Regions from separate parts of the Homo sapiens genome. Here region 2 is linked to region 1. Evidence: chromatin contacts called from ENCODE Hi-C data. All regions are on one chromosome and are shown on one strand. The core of a region is the stretch at or near the end of the contact, and the rest is flanking DNA. Distances in the headings are between cores, read along the strand shown.

Evidence for each region. A loop is a pair of places that touch in the nucleus more often than their neighbours do. Pooled maps may share reads with other maps.
Region 2: a loop to region 1 is called in a pooled map, with 9 times the contacts of the local background. The contact joins two enhancer-like sites. A Hi-C loop is called at or near these places in 3 of 37 single-sample maps with no recorded cell type and 3 of 50 pooled maps.

Annotation. Positions count from the first base shown.
Region 1 is chr10:5,580,233-5,587,643 of GRCh38, forward strand. No RefSeq gene overlaps it. Among named protein-coding and RNA genes, the nearest start is that of LASTR, 12 kb to the right of the region's middle. RefSeq lists enhancers at 3,172-3,700, 4,307-5,506, 7,189-7,411. Within about 2 kb of position 3,524, at least 7 of the 41 ENCODE cell types and tissues checked have a DNase peak (open chromatin) inside an H3K27ac peak, as active enhancers do.
Region 2 is chr10:6,295,865-6,303,275 of GRCh38, forward strand. It overlaps a transcript of PFKFB3 not described here. Among named protein-coding and RNA genes, the nearest start is that of LINC02649, 27 kb to the right of the region's middle. RefSeq lists enhancers at 1-125, 3,023-4,222. Within about 2 kb of position 4,672, at least 15 of the 41 ENCODE cell types and tissues checked have a DNase peak (open chromatin) inside an H3K27ac peak, as active enhancers do.

The sequences.
Region 1 (7,411 bases), core at 2,274-4,773:
TATTTTTAGTAGAGACAGGGTTTCACTATGTTGGCCAAGCTGGTCTTGAACTCCTGACCTCAAGTGATCCGCCCACCACAGCCTTCCAAAGTGCTGAGATTACAAGTGTGAGCCACTGCCTCTGACCCTAATATATTTCTATAAAGAAATAAGGAGGGGCCATCAAGACTTTTGCCCATTTTTTAATTGGGCTGTTTGTGTTTTTATTATTAGGTTGTAGGAGTTCTTTATAAATTCTCATAAATCCTTTGTCAGACACAGGTTTTGCAAATGCAAATATTTTTCTGAGTCTGTGGCTTGTCCATTATGACGCTTGCTTTGATGAGCAGAAGTTTTTAATTTTTTTAACGTCTAATTCATTAACTGTTTATTTCATGGTTATTGTTTTCTGTATTCTAACAAAGAAATCTTTGTCTGCTCCTTGACCACAAAGATATTATCCTTCATTTCCCATTTTCTTCAAAAAGCTTTTATGGGTTTTGCTTTCATATTTGAGTTTATGACCAATCTTGACTTAATTTTGTGTATGGCGAGGGAATAGTCAAAGTTAATGTTTTTCCCATGGATATTCAGCTGTTCCAGAACCATTTTTTGGGGAGGGGATGTTTTGTTTGTTTGTTTGTTTGTTGTTTTTTGAGATGGAGTCTCTCTCTTGTTGCCCAGGCTGGAGTGCAATGGCGCAGTCTCAGCTCACTGCAACCTATGCCTCCCGGGTTCAAGTGATTCTCCTGCCTCAGCCTCCCAAGTAGCTGGGATTACAGGTGCCCCCATCCCCCGGCCTGGCTTATTTTTGTATTTTTAGTAGAGATGGGGTTTCACCATGTTGGCCAGGCTGGTCTCGAACTCCTGACCTCAGGTGATCCGCCTGCCTTGGCCTCCCAAAGTGCTGGGATTACAGGCATGATGAGCCACCACGCCTGACCACCACCACCATTTGTTGAAAAGGCCATCCTTTCCCTGTTGAATTGCTTTGATAATTTTGTCAACAGTCAATTGTTCATGTCAGTGTGGGTCTACTTCTGAGCTCCACTCATCTATTTGTCTATTCTTAGGTCAATACCACACTATTTAAATAGCTAGCTTTACAGTAAAACTTGATGTTAGGTAGTGTAAGCTCTCCAACTTTTTCTTCTTTTCCTAAATTGTTTTGCCTATTCTAAGTCTCTACATTTCCAAATTTTAAAATTCATTTGTCAATTTATATTTGTTTTAAATGAAAGCCTATTGGGATTGTGTTGAAGCCATACTTCAGCTTAGGGGGAACTGACATATTAATACTGAGTTGTCCAATCCATGAACATAGTATATCTTTCCATGTATTTACATCTTCTTTAATTTCTCTCAGCATCATCTTGTGTTTTCAGTATTGATATTGAATATTTCCCATCTTTTATTAATCTGTTGCTAATTATCTTATGTTTTTTGACACTATTGTAAATGGAATTGGTTTTTTAAATATCAGTTCCCAAATGTTTGGTGCTACTATATGAAAATACAATTGATTTTTGTATCTTGACCTTTCTTCAGAAGTGTTTTAATGGGATCTGAAAGAAGAAGTGAGAGAGGTTTAATGAATCAGCCTGTACCTGAACAGGAAGAGAGAAAATGAACAGAAAGGGAACTGACATGCATCGAGTTCTCTATCTGCAAAGCACTCTGCTGGAAATTTTTCATACTTAATTTTCACAGCAACCCTGTGAAGTTGGTTGTTATCCATGTTTTACAGATAAGGAAAGGAAGTGCTCCAGGACCCCACAGGTAGCAAGTGGCAGCCAGGATTCAACCAGAGCTTTTGAGCCCTAAACCCTGCATTCCTCTCGGTATACAGCGCTGCCACGATGCCGCAGAGCAATAGCATGTCAAGTGCTCGCAGGATGGATGCATAAAGAGGTGGCAGCTTACATCAAAGCCAGGTGACCTCCCGTCCAGCTCCTGCAGCCAGGAGGTGTGAGATCCCTGGTGGGCACATAGAGCTAAAGTTCTCCCACCTGTTCTTTCTAGGGCTTAAGCTGCCATGAGCCAATAGGCATGGATGGATGTGATATCCACAGCATGGTGAGCCATGGGCAACAGGGGCATGACCTAGTCCTGACCACACTGGGCCAGCACCAGGCCGGCCATGCCTCCCCAGAGCCTCCCTGGTCTGGGAAGTTTGTGGGCAGGATAGCAGAGCTGTGAGGATCAGTTCCACCTTGCAGATGAAAGAGTACCCTGAGGCCCAGACAGAACCCAAGTGCTGAGCCCGAGAAGCGAAAATCAGCACTTGGGCTTTGTTCCCCAAACCTCTCCTAACATGAGCATCACCGGGGGCAATTTTTCTAAAGCAGATTCCCAGATAACTTCCCCAGAGTTTCTGATTCAGTAGGTCTGAGATGCGGCTCAGGAATCTGTGCTCTAAGCTGCCGAGTGATTCTTCCAATCAGGATATTCTGAGAAACATGAAGTTACTGCTTCCTTAAGGGATTAGGGAAAAACCTGCAGATTGGATGGGAATGAAACAGACCTCCTACCAGAAGTGAGGTAAAGGTCGAAGCCTGTGCTCAGGCAAGCGAGCTGCGTGAGTACCTAAAATGTGTAGGGGATTCCCTCTTCGATGAGTAAAACGGCCAGAGCTCGGCTCTTAGGAAGGTTAACTCCTGAAATGTTGGGTGGGGTCAGGGAGGGACGCCATGGAGAAAAGGGCTTGGCTATGACTCTCAAAGCCTTCAAAGGAAAATGCCCCCCTCTGGCTCCCCAGGATATGGCAGCACAAGACGTCCAGTGGGTAACTGGAAAGAAACCGTCCCAGGGCTCGTCACAAATCACTGCCCAACCAATGAATCACAGGTTATCTAGACAGGCTGAATTCACCACCTTTGCCCATTGGCCGCTTAGGTGCTGAGGCCGCAGGATCTGCCAGCACAGGACCATCAGTTCCCTCCCGTGCCTTATTTACATTTCATTTTATTATTTTTTTAAATTTTATTTTAGAGACATGGGGACTTGTGTCGCGCAGGCTGGAGTGCGGTGGCACAATCACAGCTCACTGCAGCCTCCACCTCCTGAGCTCAAGAGAGCCTCCCACCTCAGCCTCCTGAGTAGCTAGATTACAGGCACGTGTCACCACCCCTGGCTAATTTTCTTTTAATCTTTTGAGGCTGATGTTCTGGTACGTGGGAAAGGAGAGGGAAAGGGGCTGCAGAAGAGAATGAGAGAAAGGGAGGAAGGAATTGAAGACATTCAAGTGTGAGTGGGGAAATGCATAAAAGAGAAAAGGCTACGCAGGGCCAAGTGGACCCCTGAAAACACAGACACAGAGCAGGCACATGCTGGTGGTGCATGGCAGGGCGCTGTGCTGGGGGCTGTCCCGGCCTGGAGAGGGGCAGAGGGATTGCAGTTGACATGTCAACAATCGCTCCTGAATGGCAAGCCCGAGCCCTCCCCTCCACTCCTTCACTCCTGAAGTCCGGTCAAGAGGCTCCAGGCTCTTTTTTGTTACCTTTTTCCGCACCACTGGTTGCCCTGGCAACAGCCGCAGCTGGCCCGTCTCCCAAATCACAAGCTGTAATGAGAATCTCAGGCAGGTTTGTTCTGCTCTGCTGGCTCGCAGACAATAGGTGGAACGCTGGCCCACAGCTGTGGTTTCAGAACCTGTCCCCGAGGATGCCCCGCAAGTAAGGGGAGGGAACAGGGTCTGGGAGGAAAGGTGAGAAAGGGCTCAGCTAAGAGAGAAGGCAGCGGAGGAAACAGGAATGTCCTGGAACTTCCCTACCACCACCTCTGGGACAAACCGGCTGGATGGGAGTGCACAGTGGATGGATCCATAGCTGAATACACAGCAGCACCTAAAGGAAGTGTCTGCCCAGCCCCCAGCCTGCGCCTGCGCCTCCACTGTTCTCACCCAGCGGCTTCAGTGAAAACACGCTGTCCAGATCCACAAATGACCCAAAGCTTCCAGGGAGAGCAAATGTGCTGCAGGCGACAGAGCTGGTATTCATAAAAGAGACCATATTCGATTGGAACAGTGGGCGGAAACTAATAATTTTGAGAAAGATATAGGAAAAGTTGGCTGAACAGAAATTGTCTCGAGAGGCCGGGCGCGGTAGCTCAGGCCTGTAATCCTAGCACTTTGGAAGGCTGAGGCAGGTGGATCACTTGAGGTTAGGAGTTTGAAACCAGCCTGACCGACATGGTAGAACCCCGTCTGTACTAAAAATACAAAAACAAATGGCCAGGCATGGTGGCGGGCACCTGTAATCCCAGCTACTTGGGAGGCTGAGGCAGGAGAATTGTTTGAACCCAGGAGGTGGAGGTTGCAGTGAGCCAAGATCACGCCACTTCACTCCAGCCAGAGCGAGACTCCGTCTCAAAAAAAAAAAAAGAAAAGAAAAAAGAAATTGTCTCGAGAGTCCAAATCACTCGCAAGCTCAGTGCACATCAACAGGGACGCAGCAGCTTAGAACACAGACGCAAGCGGGAGGCACGTGTGCCAGTGTGTCACTGCAGCCCATTCTTTGCCTGGTGGCTGAGCACCCCTCAGGTAAAGTGTATGGGGTCTTAGAAGTCAAGTTGGTGGATGCAGTTTGAATTCAGCTTCCAGTATTTAAAATGTTTGTAATTGTATAAATCAGAGGCTGTGTAATGTTGGGGTCAAAAGCAGGAATGCTGGAGCCAAACTAACTGGGTGTGAATCCCAGTGTTTATAAGCTGTGTATCCTTGAGGAAGTTACTTCACCTCTCTGAGTGTCAGTTGCCTCATCTATACAATGGAGGCAATAGCACTGCCTCCCTCCTAGGGTTTCAGTGAGAATTGAGTCAGTGACTCTAGGTAAAACACTCAGAAGAATGCCGGCACACCGAAAGTGCAAATTCTGGTTGCTAATGGTATTAGTGACTCAGCTGTTGCTTTCAAAAGGTTGATGAGTTGTTTTTGCCTGGAGGGCCCTGGACTCGGAATGCCTGGCCACCCTCAATACTCTCGAACCTAAACTCCTAGTCACCCTTGTATGGTCAGGCTGTGTCTGGCCACTCCCGACAGGAGGTGAGTAAGAGGGACCAATGACCCTCTCCCCAGAGCAGCCCGAGGCCACATGCACCAGCCCATGGTGCTCCTATGGCCCTTGGAGAGCCCCACTAAGGAAGGGCTGTCCCTCTGCTGGCTGGTCCGTGGGGACCCAGTATTCTGAGGACTCACAGCTGCTGAGGAAACACACTTCCACTACCAGCTTCACACCCAGCACGTGCGGGAGCCGTGGAAAGCCACCACCCTTGTCTCCCTTCCTTAGCTAGGAACCCTCTCTTCTTCTTCACTGGGTCTTGGGAAGACTGGAGAGGGCTTTACCCCCTGAGAATGGAACATTGTATAATCATCTACTTGTTCAGAGGAGAGAAATCCTACTCCAGCTCAATCTCTAGAAGAGATTTCTGTAGGCAGCCCAGCACTTCAGCTCAGACGCCATCGCACGCTGGGACCTTAGCCAAATCCTCTTGTTCTTAATTTCTCCCCATCAACACGAGAGTGTTGATTTCAGGGGAGCCTGGAAACTTCTCCATCCACCCAGACTTGTTGGAGAGGCGACTTGCACAGTGCTTTGCAGAAACACAGGTCTCTGTTTTCAGGAGTTGCTCTCGGGAAGGTGAAGCTGTGATCTTTGAAAGCTTTGTAAAGTTCCCTGCATTTCAGAATCACATTCTTTCCCATTTGCCTTTCCCACAAACCCAAAACAGATTTGGAGCAATGGAAACCATGCTTAGAAAAAAAAACCCTCATGATGGAAAACTGCCAAACCTCATCTTCAAAACTAAATGTGGTCTCATCCCAGTTGTCAAGGCCCAATTTTGTATTTTACTCTTGTATTATTTATTTTGCAAACACTGCAGGTGTGTGACGCCAGATGCTGTTCTAAGAGCTTTGCAAACAGTGACTCATTTCATCCTTATAACAACTCCATAAAGGAGACACTGTTGTTATCTTCATCCTCATTTTTGGAGGGGTAAACTGAGGCATGGTACATGACCCATAAGTAACTAGGGATTTAGACCAGGCAGCAAACTCCAGAGTCCATGGTCTTAACCCACAGTGCTGCCTTTCACTCTGCCATGCTTGCTTGCCTTTTCCATGTAGACTAGAATCTTCTAGAAAGCAGAGATAGTGTCTTCATAAAACATCTGTGAAAGGAAAATACATTTTGGGACCCTAAAATCGCTAATCCAAAGGGAAAAGTCAAGCTGGGAACTGCATCAGGCAAACCTGCCTCCTATTTTATTCGTAAATAAGATCACTACACAGACAAAAATTTACATACCTTGCTCACAATTTACCCACAAGGAAATTCCTCGTGGACAAAGAACAGATGGAACTCAAAGTCATCCCTCTGTTCATATGAGACCAGTGTATATGTGATGGTTTCCTCTGCTCTATTGTCTATGTAAAAACGCAGATTCACTGAGCCAGACTGAGGCATCAGTGATTGTTCCCCTACCCCTCTCTCACATGTAAATTGTGTATTCAGTGAAAGGCTAATTTGAGTTAATCAGAAACTCAAAAGAATGCAACTGTTTGTCTCTTATCTACCTATAACCTGGGAGCCCCCACTTTGAGTTGCCCCACCTTTCTGGACCAAACCAATGTACATCTCACACATATTGATTGATGTCTCATGTCTCCCTAAAATGTATAAAACCAAGCTGAGTCCCAAACACCTTGGGCACCTGTTGTCAGGACCTCCTGAGGCTGTGTCACGGGCATGTCCTTAACCTTGGCAAAATGAACTTTCGAAATGGATTGAGACCTGTCTCAGATACTTTTGGGTTCACACATCTTACAGTGAGTCCTGCAGGCCCCTGACAAATGCCTTGTGATGACGTTGGCAGCTGTTCGCAGCAGCAGCAATGACTGAGAGGTGTCCTTCACCTCCATCTCACTAATTAGACACCACAGCTCTGGGAAGCAGGGGAAACCAGCCATCTCTGCTGGGGCAGCCGCTTCCTACAACCCGCCCAAGTGCCCTGCAAATGACAATGACGGCAGCTCCTGCCCTGAGAAGGGCCTGGGCACGGGAGGGGAACAGTCTCAGGATGCCTGTTCTACTAGGGGAGGGGGCGCAGCTTCCCAGAGGCTCATGGCCTGACTTCTGACCTTCCTGAAACCTGCACCACCGCCCCCTTCCAGCTTCCCTGACTGCAAAACAGCATCTTCTCTTGCATTGTTCTTTGAGGAAATTTGGCAGCAGGCATGGAAAATGTTTCCTCCAGGCCCCCAGCTCAGCACATGAAAGGCAGGCTGCTGTCTGCGGGGCCCCCAGACGCCACTGGATTCCCGGCCAGAACTTGCAGCTCAGGGAGTGGCCCTGTCTCTTTTGTTATGACCCCTCCTCGAGATGCCAAGCTGGCGGGGGAACAACAGCTGGCACTGGCCGGGCTGGCTCTGAGT
Region 2 (7,411 bases), core at 3,422-5,921, 720 kb after region 1:
CCAAGGCAAAACTCACACAAGCGTGGGCACCTCCCTAAGACTGGGTCCCTTTAGAGCTTTCAATTCTCAAGCTAGTTTACACTGAGCCTCCAGCAACTAGTTGATGACAGTTTCACACACTACAACAGATATTGGCTCCAGCTGTGAGTTTCTGCTCCCAGGAAGCTGTCATTCTTTGTATTTTTCTGTCTCTCCAGTTTTGGGGACAGAGATTGGCTCTGTGACCTCAATTCTCTGATGGATCAAAAAGTTGATGATCTTTAGTTTGTTCAGCTTTTTTTCTTGTTGCAAGAATGGGAGAGATGACTTCCAAGTTCTTTACTGGAAGTTGGCATTTTCTTTTTTTTCTTTTCTTTTCTTTTTTTTTTTAAGTAAATGTAAGTTTGTAGACTGAGATGTGTACCCACTATAGACTGATCTCTACAAATATTGTTGGAAACTTCTCAGTAGCCATTCAATTCAAAAAAAGGACTCTCAGACCTAGTTTAGAGGAATGTTACCGGAAAGGGGTCCCAATCCAGACACCAAGAGAGGGTTCTTGGATCTCACTCAAGAAAGAATTTGAGGCAAATCCATAGAATAAAGTGAAAGCAAGTTTATTAAGAAAGTGAAGTAATAAAAGAGTGGCTACTCCATAGGCAGAGCAGCGGTGTGGGCTGCTCAGTTGCTTACACTTATTGTGACTTCTGGATTATATGCTAAACAAGGGGTGGATTATTCATGAGTTTTCTAGGAAAGAGGTGGGCAATTCTCGGAACAGAGGGTTCCTCCCCTTTTTAGACCATATAGGGTAACTTCCTGATGTCATGACATTTGTAAACTGTCGTGGTGCTGGTGGGAGTGTCTCTTAGCATGCTAATGCATTATAATTAGCATGTAATGAGCAGTGAGGATGACCAGAGGTCACTTTCTTCGCCATCTTGGTTTTGGTGGGCTTTGGCTGGCTTCTTTACTGCATCCTGTTTTATCAGCAAGGTCTTCATGACCTGTATCTTGTGCCGACTTCCTATGACCTAGAATGCCTAACTTCCTGGGAATGCAGCCCAGTAGGTTTCAGCCTCATTTTACCCAGCCCCTATTCAAGATGGAATTGTTCTGGTTTGAACATCTCTGACAGGAACCCAAGGTAAAGGGATAATTAAAGCTTGGACCTCACCTGTGTATGACCAACCATGCTGTAGGGAAAACAGCAGCACAATCTTGAGGTAGAATCTGGGTCTCCTAACACCAACCAGGCTTGCCTGGGCGTAACCAGGAAGTGGAATATTTTAGTGCCTGTGACATTCCTTTGTGTCCCAGTGGAGCATAAACAGATTCAGTGTTTGGCTAAGTGCTGGAAGAGCAGCCCAGGGTCCCCCGGCCCCTGCTATGCATCTGCCTTGATTGATGTGCACAGTGGAAGTGGCTTTCATCGGAGAAGCAATTGTGTGTAGGTTCCTGGGAGAAAAGGGAACATGCCACTTGTTCCCTGGTTAGGACACAGGGATGATGCTTGAACCCTAGGGAGAGAGTAGGCAAAAGATAAAAAGGCCACATCCGTGAGCACTTTGTGTGGCCCAAGAGCAGGAGCAGGGCTGCTTCAGAGCCCAGGTAACAAAGTGCAGATGAGAATCAGGAGAGAGGTGCCAGTGAGGTGTCCTTCTTTTTTTTTTTGTAGGCATCCTGTGGTCGTGGCACAGGTAGGGACAGGTAAGGAAGCACCGTTGGAGGGAAGCAAGACGTTTACTGCTGTAGGAGCAAGATGTCCCCATGAGGGGTACGTGGAGGACGTTTCTGAGCTCCTGTGGGAACTGTCTCAGGAATGTTTGCATTTGAGCTGGAAGCTTCTTGTCATGGATGAATTACAGCTCCTTGATGATGACCCTGTGGAGGGTGTGTCAAGTGATCGAGGATACTTTTGAGTAGGCTGACCTTTCCTTCTCTCCATATCCCAGAAGGGTCCTCTTTCCTATCTGTGGGTATTTCTACCTCTGCTCCACACATCTCTAGTCTTGTATAACACCTTGGCTTACAGGTGTTCCTAAAGACCCGTCTCTCTTCTGCTGATGACTTCCTGGGGGTATCAGTCTGTTCATCTGTCAAGAATGTGGATGAACAAACATATACATTACACTTCCAGACTGAAGAGGCTCTTAATAATTGGGCTGGAACCATAAGTCACTATGTTCTATTTAGGTATGGAACTTACCAGAACAGAAAGAAGGGGGGAGGAAGGAGACTTCTTGGCTAGCAGTCTGTTTATCTTATAAATCAGTCTGATCTCTTGAGCAAAAGTTAAAGGGAAAAAGTGGAGGAGACACTGTGACCTGGCCTAGGAAGTCTAGGTTTAAGCCAAGCCAAACACACTTCTCCTCTGTCTCAGCTCTGTGAGCTGTGAGTTCTGCTTCTCCTAGGGTAACCTCGGATTACCCTAGGTTACCTTGGCCAATGCCCGTGGAAACTGGCTCAAGAAAGGGAAGTAGGAGAATGGCAGAGTCCAGAGTCCACTTATTCTATGGTTCAGGGCACTTTTTTTTTTTTTTTCTTTTTTTGAGACAAGGTCTTGCTCTTTGCCCAGGAATTCAGTGGTGTGATCATAGCTCATTACAGCCTTCTACTCCTGGGGTCAAGAGATCCTCTCATCTCAGCCTCCCTAGTAGCGAGGACTATAGGCACACTTCCTGGATAATTTTTAAATATTTTTCAGAGATGGGGTCTTGCTATGTTGCCCTGGCTAGTGTTGAACTTCTGGCCTCAAGCAATCCTCCTGCCTCGGCCTCCCAAAATGTTGGGATTACAGGTGTGAGCCACTGCACTTGGCCTTGTTCAGTGCATTTTCAGGGCATCCTGAAAGGCCAGGCCTGGATCTTGGGCAGCTGTTCAGGAGCATTCCAGCTGTGAATGGTCCTGAATGTCTTCCTGGCCTTCCAGATGGATCTCTAACGCACCCCAACGCAGGTGCTCCCTGAAGACATACCGGATCTGTTGGTGCGGAAAAAGAATGCAGCATTTGGTGGCTTATAGTGCTGTGCCAACTATTGCTTAGGTAATTTATATGACATCTTATTTTCTCCACCTGATTCTAAGCTCCTTGAGGACACGTCTGGTTCATCTCTGTTGGCTGCATAGCCTAAAACCCATGCTGGTGCATCCTGATTTCATTTCCTTCTCGGATGTAATGAAAGCACTCAAATGATATTGATTGCCTCCTCTTTAGGTTGACAAATAAAACCTTTAAATTCTGTTTTTCCTGGTGTTTCCTTTGTAGGATTGGAAACGATGGTCTTGATAGCGCTGTGGTTAGCAAAGCATTAATGGCTCACTCTCCTAGGGGAGACACGTCAGTTGATACCATGCACTCTGCATGCAATTTTCAGAAATGGTGTTTGCTTTTTTCAACGTTGGTTGTGTTGCTGCTCTAGACGAACCAGCTTCTATTCCTGTCTTTACTCAGAGGTAGGTAGGATTCTTCCCCAGGCACCTACAGACCTGACTAGGATTTACAGGCAGGGGTGAGTCAGCTGACCCAGGAGGGTGGCATCCCATAGTTAGGACAGAGAGAGACTCACTGGCACGTGCTGGGTCCCTGCGTTGTCCTAACGTGCCTCCTTGCAGGTAGCATGGCTGAGTCAGTGTGCCGTGAGTCACAGGCTGCGGGAGGTGAACTTGAGCCTCACTCCGGCATTGATCTTTCGCAGGGATATATTGTTAGTTCCCGTCTGTTAAGACCGATAAAGGGTAATAATTTACTGGCCTCAAGTTTGTCTTCTCTTTGATTTCACCAAATCTTCTCCTTATACAGGAATTGCTTGACCTTGACTTTTCAGGAATTTACCCAATTTTATACTCTTGGCGTCTCCTGGGCTTAGAACCCCTTACCTCCAACCTTGCTCCCTGGCTAACTTCTACCCTTCCTTCAAAGCTCAGCAGAGATGGCACCCCCTTTCTGAAACAGTCCCCAGTTCCTGGGAAGAGTGAAGGCCTGAAGCTGTGTTGAGGGTGGCACTTAGCCCCTGGTTTGGAGCTCCATGTTTCCTTCACTGTCTGCTGAACATTTTAAGGCGTCGATTTGGACTTTCCTAGGCTTGCATTCCCAGAGCCTAGTGCAGTGCCTGTTCAGAAGACTTTTTTTTTTTTTTTTTTTTTTTTTTTTAGTGAAGAGGGAGGAATGTTAAGCCTCACCAAGTCTGATTATGCTAAGATCACTTAAATTTTTTCTGCCTTTTCAGAATACCCATTGTAGTTAGGGTTAGTACCCATGGTTTGGCACTTACTGGTTCTGTGGTTGTTGGGTGCCTTGTTTGTCTCTTCGGGCGAGATGCGAGTCACTCCAGGGCAGCATCTGTTCCTCATATTCCTCTCACATTCTTTAAAGCCTCCCTGTGTGCACTCAAGCCACACAATGAACCTTCCTGCCTTTGCCCACAAGGCTGAGAACTCTTCAAAGTGAGACTGTGTCTTACGCATTTTCACTTCCTCCATCATTTGACACAGGACCTGGCACGTAACAGATGTTTAATAAATACTTGTATTTATTGAATAGGAATAGGTAGTAGATTCTAGAGACATAGTGAGCTCAGCTCAAGTTCAGTTGCATCAGGGAAGGCTCCCCCATGCCCCCGGCAGCTCCCTCTCTCTGTGCCTATGCAACCTTTAGCAGCATGAGCTGCCTTGAAAAGTCAAAGCCAGCTTTTCCAGAAAGCAACTCAGCAACTCTCTCCTGGGGCCAGAACTGCTCCGAAACGGGAACAGCTGTGTATATTCTTTGATCGTTAGCAGGAAACGATGTGTCGTGTCTCAAAGCACCTTTTCATGCTGCTTTCTTATTAACTCCACCCAGAAGCCCTTGCCTTAGCAAAGCCAGTCTCGCGAGGCACCGTGGAAGTCCAGAGTTGAGTGCAGCTGGGTTTGATTCATTCCTGGGCTTGATTTCTGGAATCCTCCTAGATTCCTTCCTGGGTTTGAGTTCTGGAAGCCTTGGTTTCTTGAGGCGATTATGCTGTAGGTACTAGAGAGAAGCTACTGCCTTTGAGAGAAGGGTAATTACGCAGGATTTGAAAGGAGACAGGAAGCTGTGGGTGCCAGAAATAGAGGAATCTTGTTCTTTTATTTTTGGCAACATCCAGCAAGGTGGGAGGACACCTGAGGGGAGTGCCTTTCTGGTGCACCATGGAGGCTGGTCCGTAACAGTGGAAGCTGCCATCTTGCAGAAGATTCCTCTGCCCAAGCTTGGCATGGCCAGACTTCGTGGGCCATGTGAACATGAGATGATATCTTGCTCTGTGTGCCTTCCTATAATTTGGGGGGAGATGTTGACTAGGAGGAGGCATCCACCATTGGGCTTTTCATTATCTCAATGGAATGGTGACTTGGAATTGACTTTGACTCAAGGAAATAAAGTAAGATGAGGATTTACACATACCTAGATTAGGAAACTAACCTTTATACCTAGTACATATGTACACCTGTAAGGCATCTGGTACAGTCCCTGGGTGCTTCAGGGACTTCATAAAGGTGCATTTCCTTCACCCTTACTTATAAATAATGGTCGATGCATATTCTTAGATCATTTGAGATACATCCTTAAAAACTGTTGAGCATTGATCAAAATTTGTTTTGGAAATAAACTTGTTTTTAGTGCCCCAGAGAAGCACATTGTTTCCTAAAGTGAAGAATCCTCATTGAAGATGAATTGTGCTAATCTGGATTTTCAGGTTTTTTACTTACTGCAATAACAGATAGATTGAGGAAAGTACCCTTTTATTTTCTCTGGAAAGCACTGATGGATGTAACTGATGACAACTTGACCCAGTAGGGCAGTTCGTCTGCCCTCAAGAGCAGCTCAGCTCAAAGGGCGGTGTGGGGATCGCCAAGTGTGATGGAGGCAAGTCCCAGGTGAAAGGGAGCTCTAATTCATCAGGATTCCTCTATCTTTATAAGAGAAGCTAATTTCAAATCACTTCCTTCGTTATGACTAAATTTCAGGAAATGAGGATCACATTATTCCAGTGCAGAGAACTGGGCTGAGAGTCACATGCTTTATTATCTGCTCTGATTAATGACTAACCAACCTCGTAAGTTCCCCACCACACAGGTTAGTGACTGGATGATCATTTTGCTTTATCCACTTCCTAACAGGAGGAAACAGAGAAGTGAGCTAACTTTGTTATTTATACGAAGGTAACATACTTGCGATTTTTCTTTTCTTTTCTTTTTCTTTTTTTTTTTTGAAACAGAGTCTTGCTCTGTCACCCAGGCTGGAGTGCAGTGGCATGATTTTGGCTCACTGCAACTTCTGTCTCCCAGGTTCAAGCGATTCTCCTGCCTCAGCCTCTTGAATAGCTGGGATTACAGGTATGCGCCACCACATCCAGCTAATTTTTGTATTTATAGTTGAGGTGGGGTTTTACCATGTTGGTCAGGCTGGTCTCGAACTCCTGACCTCAGGCGATCCACCTGCCTCGGCCTCCCAAAGTGCTGGGATTACAGATATAAGCCACTGCCACCGTGCCTGGCCAGTTTTTTTTTTTTTTTTTTTTTTTTTTTTTTTTTTTTTGAGACGGAGTCTTGTTCTGTTGCCCAGGCTGGAGTGCAGTGGTGCAACCTTGGCTCACTGCAACCTCCACTTCCTGGGTTCAAGCAATTCTCCTGCCTCAGCCTCCCAAGTAGCTGGGATTACAGGTGCCTGCCACCACACCCAGCTAATTTTTGTATTTTAGTAGAGACGGGGTTTCACCATGTTGGCCAGGCTGGTCTCGAACTCTTGACCTCAGGCAATCCACCTGCCTCGGCCTCCCAAAGTGCTGGGATACAGGCATGAGCCACCGTGCCCGGCCCATACTTGTGGTTTTTCTATACCTATCTTCCTTTCTGGTGGGAGCCCAAAATAAAAATATGTGTGTGTATACACACACACACACACACACACACACACACATATACACATACACATATATATATATATTTGTGTGTGTGTGTGTTTTATGTGATCTTTCTTGGCTTTTGCATTGAGAAAGTCATCTTTGAAATTTAGAAAAACTGTCAGACTGTTGGAAGGCACCTTGGACATGGCGTCTCCCCAGTGCCTTCTTTATGCATAGAAAGGGCGCTCGAGGTAACGGGATGTCATGACTCTTGTGAGATAACACAGGAGCGGAGCAGAGATGAGAACTCAGGCCTCCTGTCATCTGTCCAGGGCATGTGGGTAAGATCAAGCGTAGGACTGGCTTTATAAAGCACAAATATTTGTTTGTCAGCAACTGTTTGTTTATTACTTCATTTTTGTTTTTCTCTTCTAAAATTCACCCTAAACTCTTTTATGATTTATGGACTGCTCTAAGCTTACAAGACTGATAAATATGTATATGCTGTGTGAGGAATACATTGATTTATTTACAAAGGTAGCAGAATCCTAATGCAAGAACAAACAAGA